Linked DNA regions of Homo sapiens: regions 1, 2 and 4 are each linked to region 3. A link is a contact called in ENCODE Hi-C or POLR2A ChIA-PET data. All regions are on one chromosome and are shown on one strand. The core of a region is the stretch at or near the end of the contact, and the rest is flanking DNA. Distances in the headings are between cores, read along the strand shown. Region 1 holds the start of POLR2D (RNA polymerase II subunit D). Region 2 overlaps BIN1 (bridging integrator 1). Region 3 holds the start of IWS1 (interacts with SUPT6H, CTD assembly factor 1). Region 4 overlaps LOC105373605 (a long non-coding RNA gene).

What was found. Hi-C counts contacts between places; a loop is a spot of excess contacts on that map. ChIA-PET counts read pairs that join two places held with the same protein, here RNA polymerase II (POLR2A). Pooled maps may share reads with other maps.
Region 1: a map of CD4-positive, alpha-beta T cell shows a loop between it and region 3 (30-fold over the local background). The contact joins the promoter of POLR2D here to the promoter of IWS1 in region 3. A Hi-C loop is called at or near these places in 7 of 168 maps with a recorded cell type or tissue (B cell, CD4-positive, alpha-beta T cell, CD4-positive, alpha-beta memory T cell and 4 more), 6 of 37 single-sample maps with no recorded cell type and 16 of 50 pooled maps. POLR2A ChIA-PET finds 5 or more read pairs at or near these places in 2 of 52 experiments (H1 and MCF 10A).
Region 2: a map of CD4-positive, alpha-beta memory T cell shows a loop between it and region 3 (3-fold over the local background). The contact joins the enhancer-like site here to the promoter of IWS1 in region 3. A Hi-C loop is called at or near these places in 7 of 168 maps with a recorded cell type or tissue (CD4-positive, alpha-beta T cell, CD4-positive, alpha-beta memory T cell, CD8-positive, alpha-beta T cell and 2 more), 7 of 37 single-sample maps with no recorded cell type and 14 of 50 pooled maps. POLR2A ChIA-PET finds 5 or more read pairs at or near these places in 6 of 52 experiments (CD4-positive, alpha-beta T cell, CD4-positive, alpha-beta memory T cell, CD8-positive, alpha-beta T cell and 3 more).
Region 4: a loop to region 3 is called in a pooled map, with 4 times the contacts of the local background. The contact joins the enhancer-like site here to the promoter of IWS1 in region 3. A Hi-C loop is called at or near these places in 1 of 168 maps with a recorded cell type or tissue (Caco-2) and 2 of 50 pooled maps. POLR2A ChIA-PET finds 5 or more read pairs at or near these places in 1 of 52 experiments (OCI-LY7).

Annotation. Positions count from the first base shown.
Region 1 is chr2:127,856,819-127,859,801 of GRCh38, reverse strand. POLR2D (RNA polymerase II subunit D) reads left to right here and starts at 1,647. Exons shown (of 4, transcript NM_004805.4): 1 at 1,647-1,774. The coding sequence starts at 1,702. It also overlaps the pseudogene LOC107985803. RefSeq lists a silencer at 1,503-1,812 and an enhancer at 2,043-2,212.
Region 2 is chr2:127,087,066-127,089,765 of GRCh38, reverse strand. The region is part of intron 1 of BIN1 (bridging integrator 1); the gene reads left to right. Among named protein-coding and RNA genes, the nearest start is that of BIN1, 19 kb to the left of the region's middle. RefSeq lists an enhancer at 2,215-2,700. Within about 2 kb of position 1,450, at least 2 of the 41 ENCODE cell types and tissues checked have a DNase peak (open chromatin) inside an H3K27ac peak, as active enhancers do.
Region 3 is chr2:127,524,793-127,527,776 of GRCh38, reverse strand. IWS1 (interacts with SUPT6H, CTD assembly factor 1) reads left to right here and starts at 1,288. Exons shown (of 14, transcript NM_017969.3): 1 at 1,288-1,602. The coding sequence starts at 1,569. RefSeq lists enhancers at 689-758, 999-1,048, 1,309-1,368, 1,899-1,958, 1,969-2,048 and 1 more and silencers at 794-967, 1,609-1,718.
Region 4 is chr2:127,127,093-127,129,968 of GRCh38, reverse strand. All of the region lies in intron 2 of LOC105373605 (a long non-coding RNA gene), which reads right to left. Among named protein-coding and RNA genes, the nearest start is that of BIN1, 21 kb to the right of the region's middle. Within about 2 kb of position 1,333, at least 11 of the 41 ENCODE cell types and tissues checked have a DNase peak (open chromatin) inside an H3K27ac peak, as active enhancers do.

The sequences.
Region 1 (2,983 bases), core at 398-2,897, 330 kb before region 3:
CTCAGGTGGTGGGAGACCACATTGCCGGCACTGCAAGACAGCAAGACGCTGTGGACGAGCCCTCGCAGGAGATCAGGCTGCACAGGCCAGACAGGATTCCCAGGACTGCCTTCTAAAGGTTTTCTTTTTCTTTAGTTTTAAAATTTTTACTTTTTAATTTTTTAAGTCTTTTTAAAAATTATTATTTGAGACAGAGTCTCACTCTGTCGCTGTCGCCCAGGCTGGAATGCAGTGGCGCGATCTCGGCTCACTGCAACCTCCGCCTCAGCCTCCCGAGTAGCTGGGATTAAAGGCGCCCGCCACCACGCCCCGGCTTTTTTTTTTTTTTTTTTTTTCTGTAGAGACGTGATTTCACCATGTTGGCCAGGCTGCTTTCGAACTCCTGACCTCAGGTGATCTGCCCCCCCCACCCCCACCGGCCTCCCAAAGTACTGGGATTACAGGCGTGAGCCCCCGCGCCTGGACTTTGCCTTTTTTTTTTTTTTGGCAGGGTCTCTGTTGCCCAGGCTGGAGTGCAGTGAGGCAATCATAGTTCACTGCATCCCTCAAGCGATCCACCCGCCTCGGCCTCCCCGATCCCTGTGACTACAGGCACGCGCCACAACGCCCGGCTAATTTTTGTATTTTTTAGAGACGAGGTCTCACTATGTTGTCTAGGCTGGTCTTCAACTCCGGAGCTAAAGCGATCCTCCAGCCTCGGCCTCCCAAAGTGCTGGGATTACAGGCGTGAGCCACCGTGCCCGGCACAATTCATTTTTTATTAAATCAACAGAGTTTACAATATGACCATCTAAACATTGTTGACTAATGAGCTAAGATATTGTTGACTAATAAGCTATGATTATTTACCTTATTGTACAACCTTTTGTTTTCTCCAGTGTCGAAAACAGCATCATTTTTTATTTGCTTTTTTTTTTTTTTTAATATATTTTTTGAGACGGAGTCTTACTCTGTCGTCCAGGCTGGTGTGCAGTGGCGCGATCTCAGCTCCCTGCAACTTCCGCCTCCCGGGTTCAAGCGATTCTCCTGCCTCAGCCTCCCCAGTAGCTGGGATCACAAGCGCCCACCACCATGCCCGGCTAATTTTTGTATTTTTAGTAGAGATAGGGTTTCACTATGTTGCCCAGGCTGGTTTCAAACTCCTGACCTCAGGTGATCCCCTCGCCTCGGCCTCCCAAAGTGCTGGGATTACAGGCGTGAGCCACTGCGCCCGGCCGTCATTTGCTTAATTTTCTACGCATCACCCAAATGTTCCAACAGACGTGTGGTAAAAGCCTCTGAATATCATTGTCCGCGTACTCAGAAGTATCAGATAATCCACCACAAATCAATAAAATTTTAGAAGTTTAAGTCGGTGAAGGAAATTGGACCCGGTACTTTCGGAGCCGGCTGCCCTGCTCTCCATCAGCAGGCGTTCCTGCATCTCATCTGACCTCCTCCGTCCAGAAAGGCGTAGGGACCTGCCCCAGGACGTCTGCGCGGCGAGGAGCATGGGAGAAGAGAGGGAGTGCAGGGCGCCCCTCGGTGGCGGGGAGCCTCCAGGACCTCACCAACCGGTCCCCTCGCTGCGCCCCGTCCGGCTCGCACTCCCGGCCCCGCCCACCCCTCGGGGCCCCTCCCGAGACCACGCCCCTTCCGCGGCCGTTGCTCCGCGCTTCTGCTTCCGGCGGCGCTGGTGGTGGCGCGCGGCGCGGCGCGGCGATGGCGGCGGGTGGCAGCGATCCGCGGGCTGGCGACGTAGAGGAGGACGCCTCACAGCTCATCTTTCCTAAAGGTTGGGCTCGGGGCTGCCAGACTCCCCCGCGCCACTTCGCGTGGTCGCCGCAGGCCTGGCGTTATGCGCGCTTCGCCCAAGGCCCTGCCTCAGCGGCGGCTTGGGCAAGCCCCAGCGCGGCGTGGGGCTGGGGAGGGAACATGGCCTTGGGAGGGACCATGGCCTTGGGAGGGACCGCCTGGGCAACTGGGTTATTTTATGTGATAAACTGCGAAGTTCCGGGGACCTGTGTCAAAGATAAACAAAGCCGGACACTCAGGTGGTAAGGACAGATTTTTAAACAGTAATATACTGTTGCACTAGGGAAAAGAGCCCAGCGTGAACCGAACTCAACTTCGATTAGTACAGAACCTCTGGGCGTTTTAACGGAGAATTAGGGAATAAGGATGTGGTGAGCGGGAGCTCGGGGGAGTCGGGGAAGTGAGAAATGTAAAAAAGCGGGAAGAGGAGGATTGGTCCGTGTGAACGCAGCTTGGTTTGTTGACTGGCGCACCTGTCGAAGTTAGGCCCCTACCCTCCCACAGAGGCAGAGAGACAGAGTCCTATCTTCAGCTGTTGGCTGGAACAAATTATTTTGGCAGCCTTGAGTTTTCTCACGCACGCACTTTAAGTGGTTGGGGAGGGTATTCCTAGGGATGAGGTCTTCAGCTCAAAAACTTGAAAATGTATACAGCTGTCTTACACTTTATTGATTTATTGATTTATTGATTGAGATAGGGTCTCGCCCTCTTGTTGAGGCTGGAGTATAGTGGCATGATCAGAGCCCACTGCAACCTCAACCTCTCAACCGCTCAAGCTATCCTCCCACCTCAGCCTCCCAAGTAGCTGAGACCACAGATGCACGCCCCCATACCTGGCCCATTAAAAAAATTTTTTTCGTAAAGACAGGGTCTCACTATGTCGCCCAGGCTGGTCTCAAACTCCTGGGCTTAAGTTAATCACGGCACCTGACCTATCTTATTCTTTTATTCATTCATTCATTTACTTATTTAGAGACAGAGTCTCACTCTGTTGCCCAGGCTGGGGTGCAGTGGTACGAACTCGGCTCACTGCAACCTCCGTCTCCTGGGCTCAAGTGATTATCCTGCCTCAGCCTCCCGAGTAGCTGGGATTACAGGTGCCCACCACCACACCCGGCTAATTTTTGTATTTTCAGTAGAGCTGGGGTTTCACCATGTTGGCCAGCCTGTTCTCGAACTCGTGACCTCA
Region 2 (2,700 bases), core at 201-2,700, 440 kb after region 3:
TGCTCCCAGCACCTTCTGCCCCAGCAGTGTCTCCTACCAGAAGGGGTTCCTGGCCAGCTGCCCAGACTAGATGCCCTGAGCTGGTCATCCAGAGTGGGCAGTGGGAGGGACTGAGGGGCAGGTGGGTGGGGCCGGGGTGTGATAGAAACCTGACGGTGGGGTGTGTCCAGTCCACCCCAGGGTTCCTGGCCATTGTGTCTGCACCTTCCTCCTGGACATCTCTGGGCACTGCAAACTCACTGTGACCCCCAGCTGTTACCCCAACACGTGTCCCCATCTCAGGTGATGACCACCCCTTCCCTCTAGTAGCTCAGATCACAGAGTCCCCTTGCCTCCCACCTGGGTCAGTGCAGTCAGCTTCTGAACAGGCACCCTGCCCCACTGCGCTCCTGAAGTGTGTACACGCGCCAGCCTGGGAGCTTTGCAGGCTGCAAAATCAAGTCTTGGCTCAGAGCTTTCCAGGGTTCCACGTTCCATGCTGGGTTTTAAGGGCCAGAGTCTTCCAGGGGCCTCTGTGGTCCTGGGGGCCGAGGCCGCATGTGCAGTGGTTAAAGCTCCTCACCGATGGACCCAGGCCTGGGGTTGGGATCCTGGGCCTGGCTGCGTGACCCTGGGGAGTTGTTAAGGCAGTGCCTCAGTTTCCTCACCTGCAAAGTGAGAATATAATAGTATTTCCTTCATGAGGTTATGGAGGGGTCCACCATGAGGCTATGGAATCATGCCCAAGGGCTCAGCATGAAGCCTGGCACCTGGTGTTTCAGGGCCTCCTGGTCCTCCCTGCCCCCTGCCACTCTCAGCCACGCCGGTCTTGCTGTCCTGTGGCATCCCTCCCGTCCACCTCAGGGCCTTTGCACTCACTGAGTTCTCTGTCCAGTGAGTTCTACCTTCTTCTTCCTTCCTGGCCTGGTGTCTTGCTCCTTCATCAGGTCTCTGCTCAGCTGTCACTTCCCTGAGTTCCTTCCTAAGAGCAGCCGCCCTCTCCCCTCACCCCCAGCCCTTCAGTGTCTCTCTTTTTTTTTTTTTTTAAGAGATACGGTCTTGCTCTGTCGCCCTGGCTGGAGTGCAGTGGTGCGGTCCTGGATCACTGCATTTTTTGAACTCCTGAACTCAAGGCATCCTCCTGCCCTAGCCTCCCCAGTAGCTAGGACTATAGGTGCACACCATCACACTCAGCTAATTAAAAACTATTTTTGGTAGGGGTAGGATCTCACTATGTTGCCCAGGCTGGTCTGGAACTCCTGACCTTAGGTGATTTGCCCCCCTCAGCCTCCCAAAGTGCTGGGATTACAGGTGTGAGCCACCGCACCCGTCCCCCTGCTGCATTTTTGTTCGGAGGCTCACAGCACCTTTCAACATTGCCTCCCTCCTAGAGTGCTGGCTCCTCCAGGGCAGAGACCTTGCTTGGCTTCCCATAGAGCATGGCCAGGCACACTGCCACCAGGGCACGTTGCTGAGTCTTCAAATGCCTGTTGTGAGGTGATAGTGCAGAAGAGGAAGCCACCTTCGTTTTTGGGTGGGCGTTGGCAGGGGAGGCTCTGATTCTGTGCCTGTCCTGCTCTTGGCACCCCTCTCAAGGAACTGAGTTATGAGAAGATCCCTCCTGCGTCTGGCCAGCTCACCCACAGTGTGACCACCACAGCCACCAGGCCCTACAGCCGAGAGGCCACGTCCCAGAGCCGGGGTGGGGACTCTTCACAGTGGTGGGTCTGGTGGAAGGTTCCTTTCTTCCACTAAGTGCTGGCTGGGTGGGGAAGAAGCTGGAGGGTGAGGCCTGGGCAGCTGGCTGGGCGCTTGATGATGGTCTGGGTGGGCGTAGCCCTTCTAGAAACTCCTCTGTTTGCTGGTGGACACCTGGTTCTGCTGATGGCTAAGAATAGACTCAGCTTGGGGGATGGTCCCGAGGGGAGGGGAGCCAGTCATGATCCAGGGGGTCCTCCAGCCCTCCTGGTTGGAAGGTGGTGGGGTGGCTGATAAAATCCAAGGGCTTGGTAGCGGTGGGCCGTGTGCGGATTCTAGCTCATTGCTTACTGACATGGGACTCTCGGTTTCCTCACTGTGAAACGCCTCCCTCCCCTGCCAGGATTTGGAGCACATGTGGTCTTTGGATGAGCGGTTCCTGCTCTGCCGTCCGTCCTGCACTGCCCTTGGCTGGTCCAGCCCCGCCGGCCACTGTGAGAGTGCTCACCCCAGCCCCCTCCCAGCCTGACTCTGGCCCCTGCTGCCTCCACTCACGCTGTGTGCTCTGCTCGGGGCTCCCCAGGCCACCGCAGCCCACCCTGGCTTCCTCTGGGGTCCACGTGGCACCACCCTGGCTGCAGGCCATAGGCTTATCTACAGAACCGGCTGGAATTTCAGGCACCCTGGGAGGGATGAGAGAGAGGACGGGGAGGGGGCCTTCCTGGCCTGGAGTCAACTGGACACTCGTTCTCTGGGGCGGGAGCCTTCCCTTCCAGCTGCAGAGATGAGTGTGGAGGAGGAGACCCTGCAACTTCCTTCCCCTCCCCCTTCTTTCTCAGGGGCGGGGCTGGGCTGCCAGCTCTGATGCAGACAGGACCTCCAGGGGCCGGCCGGGCTGGGAGGGCTCTCTGTGTTTTCGTTTTTGACCATCAAAGCATTGTGGTGGGGCTGACGTAGTTGGTCAAGTTTTTATTGTCAGTTAAGGATGTAAAAGAGAAAACCCAACACCACTTTTTGCTCTCA
Region 3 (2,984 bases), core at 39-2,538:
ATTTCCAGAGAGAAACCACTTCTCCCCTTTCTTCTCTTCCCACGTCCTCTTCAGGAGCCTATAATTGGGCTCTGCCAGCATACTCTGACTGGCTAACGAAGGGTCAGATATCTGCAGTAGTAACAAAAGGCTCTTTTTCTACATGTCTACACCTCCTGGGGAGTCTTTGCTTAAACCTCTACTGGCCCTCCTCCGATCCAAAGGCAAGAATGTTCCCCTCTCTGTCCAAGACTAAAATGAACAAGTAAGGAAATGGATTTTACTCAGCCTATTGCAATAGGGAGAGCACTCCAGATATGATCAGTGTCTTGGCAGCGTAGTTTTGACTTTTATAGGGAGGAAGGTGGGATGATTGACAGTTGGGATTGTTTTGCAATCAGGAGAAGTTTCAGTCAGGTGAACAGGAAATGTTCTCTGTGTCTAACAAGTTGGGGGGAGGAGAGTTCTAATCTCAACTAATCACTCGATATCATCAGCGGGAATTTGGAAGGTCTGTTTGGCTTTATTAACAGGCTCAGAATAAAGGGGAAAGGTCTCTGGCCTTGTCACAGGCAAACAAGGGGGTCATCTGCACGCGTTTTATCTGAGTCACATGGAGACGGGTGGTTCTTTACAGTGTGCCGTTCCAGAAACACAAATAGATGAGGGGGTTTCTTAATCACCGCTGTTTTCCAGGAACACAGGGCTCAGGTAAAGTTCAACTTCACCTTCCTCCGGTGTTTCATCAGGGGAACCCTTCTGGAAGCAAAGACGTGTACTTCTTACTGTTGGCTAAATGGCTTCTTAACAAGGAAATTAAATCGTTGTTTAGAATGAAAGAGAGGAAGACGCCGGGAGAGGAGGCGCTGTGGATCGCGCCAGTTAGTAACGCATCACAGCTCGCGGGCGTCATACTACAAGTCCCAGTGAGCAACGCCCGCTTTCTTGCCTACTGCGGGCGGGAACCAGGCGCCTCTGGGCCTGACGGGAAAGACAGTGGTTTGGCTGAATGACGGAAAAGTCATTTGAGCAGGTCTTCATTTTTCGGAAGAGTATCTCAAAAGCTCTTCAAACAAGGCACGGACACAGAATCTAGGAAATGATAAAGAATCAATGATAACGTTATTACCACGGGGGTCAGACCAGGATCCACCCGAGGAAGGTATTTAACTAAAGCCCGAGTTCCAGCTCAATTTTCCCAGGAGTCTCCTTTCCGGCCGTGCCTGGCGTCATTGCTGTTGCGTCTTCTCATTGGCCGGTTGACGGGTTGCGGCGCCTGCGCGCTGCATTCCTTTGAGGGTCGTGGGCAGACGCCATTTTGGCCCCAGCGGTGCTTCTAGGAAGTAGAACGCCGGCTCGCATGCCTGCCCGCCCGCCAGCCTGCCGGGTACGGCCTTTTCCGCCGGGGCTTCCAGGTCAAAGAATTCGCCTTTGCCGCTACCGCTTTCTTACCCTCCGCACCCGTTAAGTTCTCCGGTCGGGCGGCAGTCTCTGAACACTTAGCCGCGCCATCCGGGGTCACACCGCCTGGAAGGAGGTGACGGGGGCGGCGCGGGGCGCGGACACTCCCCGCTGAGAGTCCGCCTGCCATGGACTCGGAATATTACAGCGGCGACCAGTCAGGTGGGGCAGGGACCTGGGGGACCGGGCTGGGAGGCGGAGCAGTTACTCGGCGGGGCTTGGCCTGGCACCCCGCGGGTGGGGGCAAGGAGGCCCCCCGAAACCTTCCCTCCCGCGACCCGGCCCGAGGAGGGCAAGAGCCCTCTGACCAGCTGCAAGCGTCGAAGCTAGAACGTTGGAGAGGGGATTCTGGTGGGAAAGCTTTCTTCTGAATCGGCGAAGGTTTTTGCTGAAATTGGGAAGTCACTTTCATATGTTAAGCTCCTATTGTGTGCAGGGAAGGAGAGGTGTCTTCTGTTAAGAGAGTTTTCAGTAGTTGAGTAGTTGGAGAATCCAAGGGGCGTTGGGGCGGGGGATCCTTCCTAGACTTTTCACTGCTAGTTAGGAGTGGTTTAATCTTGCTTGCAACACCGGACGTAAGTGCAGGACCCATGTTTCAGTTGCATGCATAGAGTAAGGAATGCGCTTCTGGCACTTACTGGTGGTTTTTGTGCCTTTCCTCCACCTTGAGATCGTTCCTCTTCCTCCTCACCGAAGTTTGGTCTCCTTTCTTTACTGTTTGTTTATTCTGTAAGCTGTTACTGGGGCCCACTCTGCTGGCACGGTGCTTGGCACCTGAGATTAAGGATAAGTGAGGCAGAACCTGGTGTGGGAAACACGTCGCATTTGCTTTCCCTTTGTGTGCTAGTCCTGTTGGGGCGTTCTGTTACAAAAGTTCTTAAATACACCATAAATAAATACACCCTCTATGTACCCACAAAAATTGAAAATTAAAAAGAAAACTTGAGTGCTTAAATAATTGTTTAAGCGTTAAGCCCTTTACTGTTTTGAGTTCATTGCTTTTCCTTACGTAGGACAGTGAATTCTAATGACTGCAAAGCGTTTTCCAGGCATGCACTGCTTAAAAACACTTTCCTAAGCCAGGTGCGGTGGATTATGCCTGTAATCCCAGCACTTTGGGAGGCGTAGGCGGCCGATGGCTTGAGCCCAGGAGTTCGAGACCAGCCTGGGCAACATAGTGAGACCAACACCACCCCCACCCCCCATGCCCGTACCCCACCCCCCTACGCCCCTACCCCACCCCCCTACTTCGTCTCTACAAAAAAATGCAAAAATTAGCCGAGTGTGGTGGCATACACCTGTAGTCCCAGTTACTCAGGAGGCTGAAGTGGGAGGATCCTTTGAGCCCTGAGCCCGGGAGGCAGAGGTTGCAGTGAGCGGAAGTTGCACCACTGCACTCCAAGCCTGGGCGACAGAGCAAGACTCTGTCTCAAAAAAAACAAAAACAAAAACAAAAACAAAAAAACACTTTCCTGATACTTTCAGAATAGTTTTTTTTCCATTCATTTGTGTTTTTAAGTTACTTTTTAAAAAGTAGACCGAGC
Region 4 (2,876 bases), core at 84-2,583, 400 kb after region 3:
GTTCTTTAAGAAAACTGACCTGGTTTCCTCAAACAGGTAATATCATATCGTCTCAAAAGCTGGTGGGGGCTGTTCAAAACAGCCTAAAATATCCTAGCAACAAATCCAATGTGTGAACCTTAACTGAATCCTGTTTTTAACACCGTTAAAAACACCAGTGTGACAACTGGTAAAGTTAAATTAAATTTAATGTGGATTAGATATTAGATAATAGATATATTATTGTTAAATTTCTAAGGCGTGATAATGGCAGTGTGTTTATGTAGAAATTCTTATTCTTAGGAGTTGCACACTGAAATATTTATTTATGTATTTATTTATTTATTTTGAGACGGAGTCTCCCTTTGTTGCCCTGGCTGGAGTGCAGTGGTGCAATCTTGGCTCACTACAACCTCCACCACCCAGCTTCAAGTGATTCTCCTGCCTCAGCCTCCTCTGTAGCTGAGATTACAGGCGCACACCACCATATCCAGCTAATTTTTGTATTTTTTAGCAGAGACGGGGTTTTGCCATGTTGGCCAGGCTGGATTTGATCTCCTGACCTCAGGTGATCCATCGGCCTTGGCCTCCCAAAGTGCTGGGATCACAGGCATGAGCAACTACACCCAGCCCACACTGAAATCTTTAGGAGTAAAGTGTCACCTGCAATGAACTTTCAAATGGTTCGTATATATATTTATAATAAATATATAATTTTTCACCACAGATATGTGTGACAAAGTGGTCACAACTGTTGCATGGAGATCATGGGTATATGAGGGTTTGTTGTGTTATTTTTTCCATTTATTTATGTTTGAAATTTTCCATTAGGAAAAGTTGGAAAACAATCGGTAAAACCCATAAAATAAAATTAACAACATAAATTGAATGTGATGAAGGATATTGCTTTATTATCCTCTTTGCAGGGGTACAGGCTGTTGCTCTGTTTTAATTTACAGGTTTAGCTGGCATGCCCATAGAACTTGGTGTCAGGAGAAGACTCAATTCTCCAACTACTTTACCCAAACTATTGTGAAGCTTTTTTTTTATGGGGCATTATGAAGTTGTTTGGCCTTCTCTTGACTTGACGCCAACTTTGACATTATGAAATCTGCCCTGTTCTCTTACATTTACCTGGAGACACAGAATTCTACTCGGTGCCAGTATGATCTTAAACAGAAACTGAAATTCCACACAGATGTGGCCAACAGGACCTCACTGTCACGTGGTCAGGCAGGTAATCCAGGGCGCCTGCACCGGTTGCCTGCTTTGCCTCCACACTGGCAGCAGGGTGGTCAGAGTGCTGTGTCTGCTTTAATACTCACTTCCCCAGATCTCCTTGTTGCTAAGCATGGTGCGTGACCCAGTTCTGGCCAACAGGATGAAGGCAAAAGTCACTCATTGGGCGGGGCTTCTGGATGTCTGTACAAGGGACACCCTTGGGGGGCTGTCGCTTCAGCTCTTTACTTTTTGCCCCTCCCCTCCTCCCTAATTAATGCAGGAGGCACAGCAGCTGTCCTGCAGCTGTGAGGACAAATCTCTCACAAACTATTCTCAGAGAGACTGAGTTGGAAAACGGAAGGAACCTCTGTCCTTGATGACACCCCTGCACAATTGCATCTGCCCAAGGCTACCTTTCTGCAGACTTATTATTATATGGGAAAAATAAACTCTTGAGTGTTTAATCCAGTGTTCATTGACTTAACCTACAAAAAAGATCTTCTCAAATGATTCATTCAGAAAATACTGATGTTAAATGTTTAGATGATTATATATGGCATGAATATGGATGCGAAAATTCTTAACAAAAATATTAGCAAATAGAATTCAGCAATATATACAAAGGTTATACATGATGACCAAGAGGGATTTATTCCAGCGAGGCTGGTTTAATATTCAATCATATGATCCTATCGACTGATCTAGAAAAAGCATTCGGCAAAATTCAACACTAGTTTATGATGAAAACTCTCAGAAAACTAGGAATTTAGGAGAACTTCCTCAACTTGATAAAGAACATCTACAAGGAACCTACAGCTAATATACTTGGTGTAAGACTGGTGCTTTCTCCTTAACATTGGGAACCAGGCAAGGATGCCCACTCTTACCAGTGCTATTCAACATAGTACTGGAAGCTCTAGCCAGGGCAGTAAGTCAAGAAAAGGAAATTAAAGGCATACAGATAAGAAAGGTAAAAATAAAACTATCCCTATCTGTAAATGACTTGATCATCTAATAACAAATTCTAATGAAAGTAGTCAAAAAAGATCTAAATAAATGGAAGATATATAGTATTCATAGGTTGGAAGATTCAACACTGAAAAGATGTCAGTTCTCCCCAGACTGATATACAATGCAATTCCTGTAAAAATCCCAGCCAGAAATTTTGTAAATATAGCCAAAAATTTTGTAAATATATACAAATTTTATATTTGTAAATATAAAATTTAGGATTATCCTAAAATTTATATGGAAAGGCATAGGGCCTGGAAAAGTTATTCCATTCAACCAACCCAAACTATTCTGACACCAGTGAGGTGTACTGCAGGACAATTCTGGCAGAAGCTATCCAGAGTTAGCACAGATCTCACAAATTAAAGGGCATGGACCTCAACAAGGACTGCTTTCTTCCAGACACCAGCCACAGTGGGGTTCCCAGGACACCTGCACTTCTGACCAACTGGCTACAAACCTGGGGGGTTCCCATGACCTCCTCAGGTTCAAGAATTCACTAAAATGACACTCAGAACTCAGGAAACCACTATATTTATGATTACTGTTTTTTAAATAAGGGATACAAATCAGGAAAAGCCACATGAAGAGACACATGCGGAGAAGCCTGGGAGGTCCTGGATGTGGATCTTCTGTGCTCTCTCCCTGTGGAATCAAGATGCATC